Linked DNA regions of Homo sapiens: regions 1 and 2 are each linked to region 3. The links are chromatin contacts, found by Hi-C or POLR2A ChIA-PET in ENCODE. All regions are on one chromosome and are shown on one strand. The core of a region is the stretch at or near the end of the contact, and the rest is flanking DNA. Distances in the headings are between cores, read along the strand shown.

Region 1 (2,700 bases), core at 147-2,646, 84 kb after region 3:
GAGTGCGAGACCAGCCTGGCCAATGTGTCTCTACTAAAAATACAAAAATCAGCCGGGCGTGGTGGCGCATGCCTGTAATCCCAGCTACTCAGGAGCCTGAGGCAGGAGAATCGCTTGAACCTGGGAGGCGGAGCTTGCAGTGAGCCGAGGTCACACTACTGCACCCCAGCCTGAGAGACAGAGCAAGACTCCGTCTCAAAAAAAAAAAAAAAAAAAAAGGAAAACCCCCCTAGAAAATGCTTTTCCCGTTGCTTCCCTGCTAATGGGCCTTTTTCATCAGGGCAGCCTCCAGCCTTAGGATGTGGCCGGTCCCCGTGCGGATGCCCGTTTCCCCTCCTGCCTGCATTCATCTGACCGGTTCAGTGGGATCTGGTACTTTTCCTCCCTCCTCCTCGTGCTGGGCTTCCACATCATCCAGACAGCTGCTGCCACATTCCACCGCTCCAGCAGCGGAAGTAAGGCACATTTAGGCCCTTTCTGGGTGAGTGACAGCATTTGAGATGAGATTAATCAAATGCCAGTGTTAGGGGAAAGCAGCCTTTCCCTGAGTCACCTCTGCTCCACCTTTCTCATGACACAGAGCATGAGCCTGTCCAACGGTTGGCCTGTGCGTCAACCTCTGGCCAGGAGACAACGGGCGCCTGTGACCTGGGCGTGAACCGTCTGTTTGTGCGCATAGGTCTGACACTGCTGCTGGGCGAGCCTGCGTGCCCCTGCCCCGCGGTCCATTGACTGTGCCGCTGAGCACAGGCAGGGATGTGTGCCTGTCGCCCTGGGCCGCTGTCCCCTGACGGCAGATGAGATATTCTTCCAGCTCAACACTGATGTTGCAGGGTTTTTCCTCACCTACCGCATGACGACTGAATGAAAGCATTCCAGGAAACCAAAAGGGCTGGGCAGGCCTCTGGAATTTCAAAGCCGACAGCCTGGCCCTGCTGGCAGCTCATTTCTGCCGCGTCATTTTCTCTGAACTGTAGGAGTAGTTTTGTAGCAAACTTATCACCAAAATCCCACAAATGTTAAGCATTACCCTTCTTAGAAAGGAAAAGCCTACTTACTTTTCCCCATTGGAAGACTTCAATTTTTTAAGATTCAAGAAATCCCCAAAAGTCATGATAAAGAAGAGGGAAAACAGACTGAGCATACCCATCCCCTTTTAAATTCAAATTTATTTTGTTTTTTTCTGCTTAGCTACAGGGAAGGTTTGATCATATCACATCTGAGTTAGGCCATATGCACCCAGGGGGAATCTCAAGAGCAAACTAATCTAAACTCCAAGAAATAGACCACTAAGACCCACCCAGGTAGTACTCACTGAACGCTCTTCCTGCCTCTCATAAGAACCAAAAATAGCGGTTTCCCGCAGATGCTCCCAGAAGCAAAGTCTACCTACCACACACACAATATGCAGAAGGGAAAAACCCAAGCCACAAGTCCCTAAACGCCTGAGTCGTGACTCATGGAGGCTGTCCTCCACCCCTGCCAAGTATAAGAAATGATTTCTACCCACCCACTTCTCTAAGGAGATGGTCCCTCATTCCTCTCTCCCGAGCAGGCTTCACAGCCCCCTTCATAGAGATGAAGCCCTAGTCATTAAATGCCCAGTGATGTTACGACTGCCAAATTCTATGACTATTTGGAAAGTTTTATCAGGTATGGATACACTCCACCTATTTGCTTAGGTGGCCAAGATCTCTGTGCAGTTGCACAGACAGTTTCTGTCCTCCCACCCCGTGAGAGGTTGTGTGTGTGTTTGCGGGGGCTGGGAAGCTAATGGAGGGAAGGAGAGACCTCCTCAGGTGAGTCACCTTGCAGTGGAACTGCTTCCTGTGTGTGTGAAGTTCTTCAAGGAGGCACCACTTCACGCAATGCCCCAAACAGAAAAATCGAAGCAAATTAGCAAATTATTTTCTAGGAGATTAGATGTTGGACAACTTCAAGCTTTCACAATAGAAAATGGCTTGTTTTAAGGCAGTTAAACCCAAAGCATGCCTTTTTTGGGGTTTTGTTTATGAATATGTTGTAATCTAAGAAGAGTAATGTTCTTACAGAAAAATTAGACCTTCATGATTGCAATCTAAGTGAGAGGCAATTAGGCTTATTTTTCTTAGAGATTAGTACATCATGTTAGTTCAGAAAGCATTTGTAAAACAGAAAAAAAAAGGAAATCATAAATATCAATTTCATCTTAACACAATGCAACTATCACTGTTCTCAACCTGAGTTCTTAATTTCTGGCATGTCACAAATTCCTTGAACTACCAATGTTGAACTAACCTCCCCTGACCCAGGGAGTTGAATAGTTTTTTCAAAGGATATGATCAAATCTCTGTTCATGCATGCCTACATTTATTCATTTTCCAAAAGCATAAATTAATTCTGAGGGACAGAAAGTAGACTTGTGCTTGCCTAGGTTTGTGGGAGATGAAAATGTGGCTGGGAGCCATGGCTCACACCTGTAATCCCAGCATTTTAGGAGGCTGAGGCAGGAGGATCATTTCAGCCCAGGAATTCAAGACCAGCCTGGACAACATAGGGAGACCCATCTCTACAAAATAAAAAAATTAGCCCAGCGTGGTGGCACATCCCTGTAGTGCCAGCTACTTGGGGGGCTGAGGTGGGAGGATCACTTTAGCCCGAGGTTGAGGCTACAATGAGTAGTGATCGCGCCAGTGCACTCCAGCCTGGGCTACAGAGTGA
Region 2 (2,833 bases), core at 55-2,554, 110 kb after region 3:
ACTTTGGGAGGCCGAGGTGGGTGGATCTCTTGAGGTCAGGAGTTCGAGACCAGCCTGGCTAACATGGTGAAACCCTGTCTCTACTATAAATACAAAATAGCCGGGCGTGGTGGCGGGCACCTGTAATCCCAGCTACTCGGGAGGCTGAGGCAGGAGAATCACTTGAGCCCAGGAGGCGGAGGTTGCAGCGAGCCGAGATCACGCCACTGCGCTCCAGCCTGGGAGACAGAGCAAGACTGTCTCAAACACAACAACAACAACAACAACAACAAAAAACAAAAAGCAAAAGTTAGCCGGGCGTGGTGGCGCGCGCCTGTAGTTCCAGCTACTCAGGGGGCTGAGGCACGAGAATTGCTTGAACCTGGGAGGTGGAGGTTGCTGTGAGCCGAGATCACAACACTGCACTCCAGCCTGGGCGACAGAGCGAGACTCTGTATCAAAAAAAAAAAAAAAAAGAAAAGAAAGAAAGACACAATGACAAAGGCAGAGTTCACCTACAGAGGGAATGACATCAATACATTAGGAATATTTTTAATACATTAAATCCCTTTGGGGTGTTTTTGGACACCTGGCTTGTCATACTATGAACAACAGAATTTCCTTAAAAAGTTTTTATTTTAGAGACAGGGTCTCGCTCTGTTGACCAGGCTGGAGTGCAGTGGCGCAGTCATAGCTCACTGTAGCCTCAAACTCTTGAGCTCAACTGGTCCTGCCACTTCAGACTCCCAAGTAGCTAGGACTACAGGTGTATGCCACCACAACCAGCTAACTTTTACAAAATATTTTTTGTAGAGATGAGGGGGACTCGCTCTGTGGCTCACGGCCGTCTTGAACTTTGAATACCTGGCCTCAAGCTATTTTCCTGCCTCGCCCTCCCAGAGTGCTGGGATTACAGGTGTGAACCACCGCACCCAGCCCTCATTTATTTGATTTCTTCAGAGAGGCTCATCTGTTCCTATATTTAGAAATGTGGAACTTTTCCAAAGAAGACAACCTTCATTTTTTTCATACGGGCTTTCAAAAGAATGTGATGTCCTTTTGGTGTTTTAGATTCTCACCTATGAGGTATAAACAAATCGCCTTGCAGACAAGTCTCAACACAGAACACATGCTGCTTATCACTGGCAAAGACTTGCATCAGCCTGCCACCACGGCTGGCTCATCTTGTCCCTCCAGGCCTGTGCCTGCTGGAACACTCCCACTCCCCATGTCTGAATACACCACTTCGGTTGGACCAAGAGTTTCCAGCTCGGGTGGCCCCTCCTTCCCTGGAAATAAATAGCTGCCTATAGAATATCAGAGTCATTCTGACTCAGGGGTGACTCAGCTCTTCCATGACCTGTGTTCCCACTTCTCCTTGATAAGGCCAATGTTTTGGCCCTACTGGTGAAAATATGTAGACCTAACATCTATCTCCCTGCTCCAGTTTCAAGAGAAAAGACCTTATTCAGAGAAATATTTAGAAGACTCTTGTGGAATTCTTGCTGTGAGTGGTTTTTCCTTCCCTGCCATTGGTGCGACTGTTTCCCCCTTCCGTCAAATTGCTGTCTAGATGTTTCTCTCTGACCCCAATTTTCTCGGAGTTTGGGATTATCAATCTAAAATCAGAGGTGAGAATTCATCAGTGTTATCGATAAGACTTTGCAATTATTTCTTTCAAACTGAACTTTTTCCCTATTCACTTATTTTTCCTCATTGCAAAATAATCAAAGCATTGATGAGTGTTTCTGTTTAAATTCAAAGGACATTCCACCTTTAACCTTAGCATTCATGAGACACAAAATGGGTTTTTCTTTTTGCTGATTTAAAAAGCTGCTATGAAGCTGCACAGTGCGGAAGAGGGCACCCCTGCTCCAGAAAAGAAGAAACAAAACTGCCTGCCATAGACACTTGGTAGGGAGTGGCAAATGGAATCTTGGTTTGTTTTTCTCTTAGGACTTTGACAATTATTTTTCCTTGAAAAGAATAAGAGAATCTACCTAAAATATTAATACTAGTTTCAGAGCTCTAGGATAATATAGAGCAGAGTCTCTTTTTTTTAAAAAAGGAAAGCGGTTTCATTTCTGACAGTGGATTTCTTCCACTGATGTGCACACTCTTTGACATGAAAAGCTGCACGAAGCTGCCTTGAATTCATTCTGCAGATGGAAAGTTGCAAGTACGGTAATTAGCTAAGCAGTGGCAAGGCCGACCATCTGAGGTTTGATTTCTCATCAAGAGATAGTGTCCGACACACGTGCCACTGAGCATGCTTGTAAGAGTTCCACGTTTCAGATGCACTGAGAATGCATGCATGGAACACACGTCCCCCCAGCCCAACAACCGCACTCCCAAATTGCCCCTGCACACATATATTCTAACACGGTTACAACACAGCATGCTCCCGAGCCTCAGACAATAAGCTGCCCAAAAAGATGCTCAAGCAACAGTCGCAGTGGGCCTGACTTCTGGTATCCGCAGCCACTCCAGAGAACTTCCTGTGAGCCCCAGGGACTCAGAGGAGGCTGAGTGATGAGGAAGGTGGCCAGAGGCTGCCGGACTAGCCCCAAGCAGTCACTCTGCTTCCTGCCTTTGTTTTCCCTCAAACTCTCATCTTTCTGGAGAAAACAAAACCCTGTCCTGGGGGTGTAGACCAGCCATGACACCCACTAATAACCTCTAGCAAAACAATAGTTTTAAAATTACTTAATGCTCTCTTGACTTTCTGACTTTTAAAATGAAAATTGTATTTTGTCACTGTATCCTTTTGTTGGCAAGTGGAATACTGCACTCAAACCAAGCAGGCAATGTAAAACTATGACTTCAAAGCCATTCCTTGATAAAACATCAAAAC
Region 3 (2,761 bases), core at 252-2,751:
ATAATGGCTGCTTTTCAAGGCTAAGTCCAGTTTCAAAGAGAGCAATGCTAGCACTCTGCTATTCTTTCTTTCTTTGTACATGCCTTTAGACATTTTAAACTAAGCCTTCTGTCAAGGCTGAATATATGTGGGATCTGAAATGCTACTCCTAGAAAGTGCAACCATCTTGGTATTTTATGAAATGGCACCCTTTCACTGATGTAAAAACCAAGATGTCTCATTACATAAAATAAAAGACAGATCAAAATAAGGCACGGGCGTGAGGAGACCGAGATCAAGAATTCAAGCTTGGCTGGGTGCAGTGGCTCACGTCTGTAGTCCCAGCACTTCGGGAAGCCAAGGCGGGCAGATCACTTGAGGCCAGGAGTTCGAGACCAGCCTGGGCAACATGGCAAAATCCCGTCTCCACTAAAAATACAAAAATTAGCCTGACATGGTGGTACGTGGCTATAGTCCCAGCTACTCGGGAGGCTAAGGCACGAGAATGGCTTGAAGAACCCGGGAGGCAGAGGCTGCAGTAAGCCGAGATTGCACCACTGCACTCCAGTTTGGGCAACAGAGTGAGGCCCTGTGTCAAAAAAAAAAAAAAAAAAAAAAAAAAAAATTCAAGCTCCCCCAAAAGAGGTTTACTTAGGTTTACTAATTTGGATCAGCTTCCAAATTAGAATCATGCATGGGAGGGCGCAGGCATAAGCATCCCTTGTGCAAAAATTCAGGTGGGAGGAACCCTCCTACCCTCCATTTATATACGGTTAGCACTGTCCTATCACCAGATTTTAAAACTATCTCAAGACAAACATCCATCTGTTATTTCAAATCCTCTATGTTCATCATTCCTTTGCTTAAATACATCATGCTTGAAGATGTCTTTAAAGTAAAGGAAAATAGGATAGGCTTTCTATAAAAAAATTTTCTCTACCCCAAATAATTGTGATGTTTTTCTCAAATAAAATAAAGGGAGGAAATAGAAAATAATGAGAGTGGACGTGTTGTCATCTGGTAACTTCTGAGAGGGCCCAGCATGCTGCCAGCCTCTTTTTAGCACCAGCTGGGCAGGTGCTAATACCTTTGATGGGCTGTCACTATAGGAACCCTGGTTAGGAGTCTCAACAAAACATCCTTGAACTGAATGTGCCCCCAGAAGGAACTGCTTTACCTCCGCAACTGGAAGGTTAGGTCACTCCTTGGCTACTGACCCGAGGTAACTAACAAAGCATGAGCAGTCTCACTAACAATTATGTTTTACTGAGTCTTGTCAAATGGAGGCTGTAGGCTTGTAAGTCCGATGGTTTTCTTTCTGCACACTAAGTTATTTTGAAAAATACATAAAAAGGAAGAAAGAGAGAGAGAAAGAGAAGGAGGGAGGGATGGCAGAAAGAAAGAAGAAGGGAAAGAAAAGGAAAAGAAAAGAAAAAAGGAAGCTGTGAGGCTTATCAGGAGTTATGCCAAGTTTCAGGCTTTTGAAATTTGAAACGCCTGAATGCCACGCCTTTAAAACTCAGGTGTACAGTAAGGAACTATTTGGCTAGGTCATGATATTGTTAACTTGGCAAAGAAAAGAGATTACTTTTCAAGTGCAATTTCAAGGGTGGGTACTGGGCTGTGAGGTACTCCAAGGAAACTTTGAAGAGTGGGGACTGATCCAAAGCTCCTGGGTTGACAAAGAAGCAATGTTTTTTGATTGCCAAAGGTCTTTCCAAGTCTGTGGTCCCTGAACTGGCTGTCAGATGTTGCCTCAATTTTGGCTTTATGTTTTAATATCCTGCTTAGTTGAAAAGGCACAAATCACTACAAGCCCTAAAGTTTACATATTTAAGTCCCTTGCGATCAAAAGAGATCTTTTATAGTAGCTGACATTGTGCTATAAGAGAAAACAATGCTACCTTTCCACTTGCTTGTTCCACCCAGTTACGAAGGCTGTGAGCTTTGATGTGTGAAGCAAGGAAGATTTTAAAAACTCAGAATTGGGTCACTTCTGGAAATGCAAATGGAAACAGAGGCAATATTGGTGGAAAAAAAAAAAGGGGTAACAGTCCTATTCACTGAGGCATTTGTTTCTAGAGACGAGGAGTGGCTCTCATAATATGTCACCGGGGCTTTCCTTCAACACCTCTGACTCAGTCTGTGCATTCACAGATCTACTGGAATGGTAGGTGCCATTCACAGGCATATTTAATGCCAGCATTTTTTCTCTTTCACATTAAGTATGTCCTGGAGGTCTAAATGTTATGTGTAATGTATAAAAGGTATACTAGGAGAGAAGGAGGTTGCTCCACCAACAGAAGATCAGAAAGAGCAGAAACTTTTATGCAAATCATCAAAATACGCATCTGCTCCCATTTCCACCCCACTGATGTAAATGAAAAGATCCTGGCTTTCCCTTTAGGTATACACACCTCTGAACACACAAAGCTTGCTCTAGACATTCACTATTAGTCAATTTCACCTGTTTATTAAAAATTGATAAGGCTGGAGAGTTGATGAGGCAGAAAAAGAGGCCACAGAGTAGTTTGCCATCCCTTTTTCTAGGAAAAGTGTTCTCTTCTGATTTTCTGGATGCTGAAGGAAAAGAGTTCTCGCAGCAACACTGAATTCCACTTGGATGATCTCTAAAGATTTCAGACAGTGGATAAATCATTTGTAAAGGCACAGATGAAAATATTAAGTATACATACACCAGAAAAATAACATCCTGGAATTCGCTTTCCAGAACATTGTTATGAGACCAGTAGCTTCTTTGCATACCCCCAAGAATGACAGT

What was found. Hi-C counts contacts between places; a loop is a spot of excess contacts on that map. ChIA-PET counts read pairs that join two places held with the same protein, here RNA polymerase II (POLR2A). Pooled maps may share reads with other maps.
Region 1: a pooled map shows a loop between it and region 3 (4-fold over the local background). The contact joins two enhancer-like sites. A Hi-C loop is called at or near these places in 4 of 50 pooled maps. POLR2A ChIA-PET finds 5 or more read pairs at or near these places in 3 of 52 experiments (B cell, IMR-90 and PC-3).
Region 2: a loop to region 3 is called in a map of heart left ventricle, with 2.5 times the contacts of the local background. The contact joins the promoter of DLGAP1-AS6 here to the enhancer-like site in region 3. A Hi-C loop is called at or near these places in 1 of 168 maps with a recorded cell type or tissue (heart left ventricle) and 6 of 50 pooled maps. POLR2A ChIA-PET finds 5 or more read pairs at or near these places in 5 of 52 experiments (BJ, MCF 10A, OCI-LY7 and 2 more).

The regions. Positions count from the first base shown.
Region 1 is chr18:3,623,580-3,626,279 of GRCh38, forward strand. All of the region lies in intron 7 of DLGAP1 (DLG associated protein 1), which reads right to left. Among named protein-coding and RNA genes, the nearest start is that of DLGAP1-AS2, 21 kb to the left of the region's middle. RefSeq lists enhancers at 1-474, 257-1,456, 1,621-2,192 and a silencer at 291-585. Within about 2 kb of position 1,397, at least 33 of the 41 ENCODE cell types and tissues checked have a DNase peak (open chromatin) inside an H3K27ac peak, as active enhancers do.
Region 2 is chr18:3,651,726-3,654,558 of GRCh38, forward strand. It overlaps DLGAP1-AS6 (DLGAP1 antisense RNA 6), which reads left to right and starts at 1,305. Exons shown (of 3, transcript NR_188002.1): 1 at 1,305-1,486. All of the region lies in intron 7 of DLGAP1 (DLG associated protein 1), which reads right to left. RefSeq lists enhancers at 859-2,058, 1,104-1,398.
Region 3 is chr18:3,539,895-3,542,655 of GRCh38, forward strand. All of the region lies in intron 9 of DLGAP1 (DLG associated protein 1), which reads right to left. Among named protein-coding and RNA genes, the nearest start is that of DLGAP1-AS1, 53 kb to the right of the region's middle. Within about 2 kb of position 1,502, at least 6 of the 41 ENCODE cell types and tissues checked have a DNase peak (open chromatin) inside an H3K27ac peak, as active enhancers do; they include PC-9, where a contact is called at or near this core.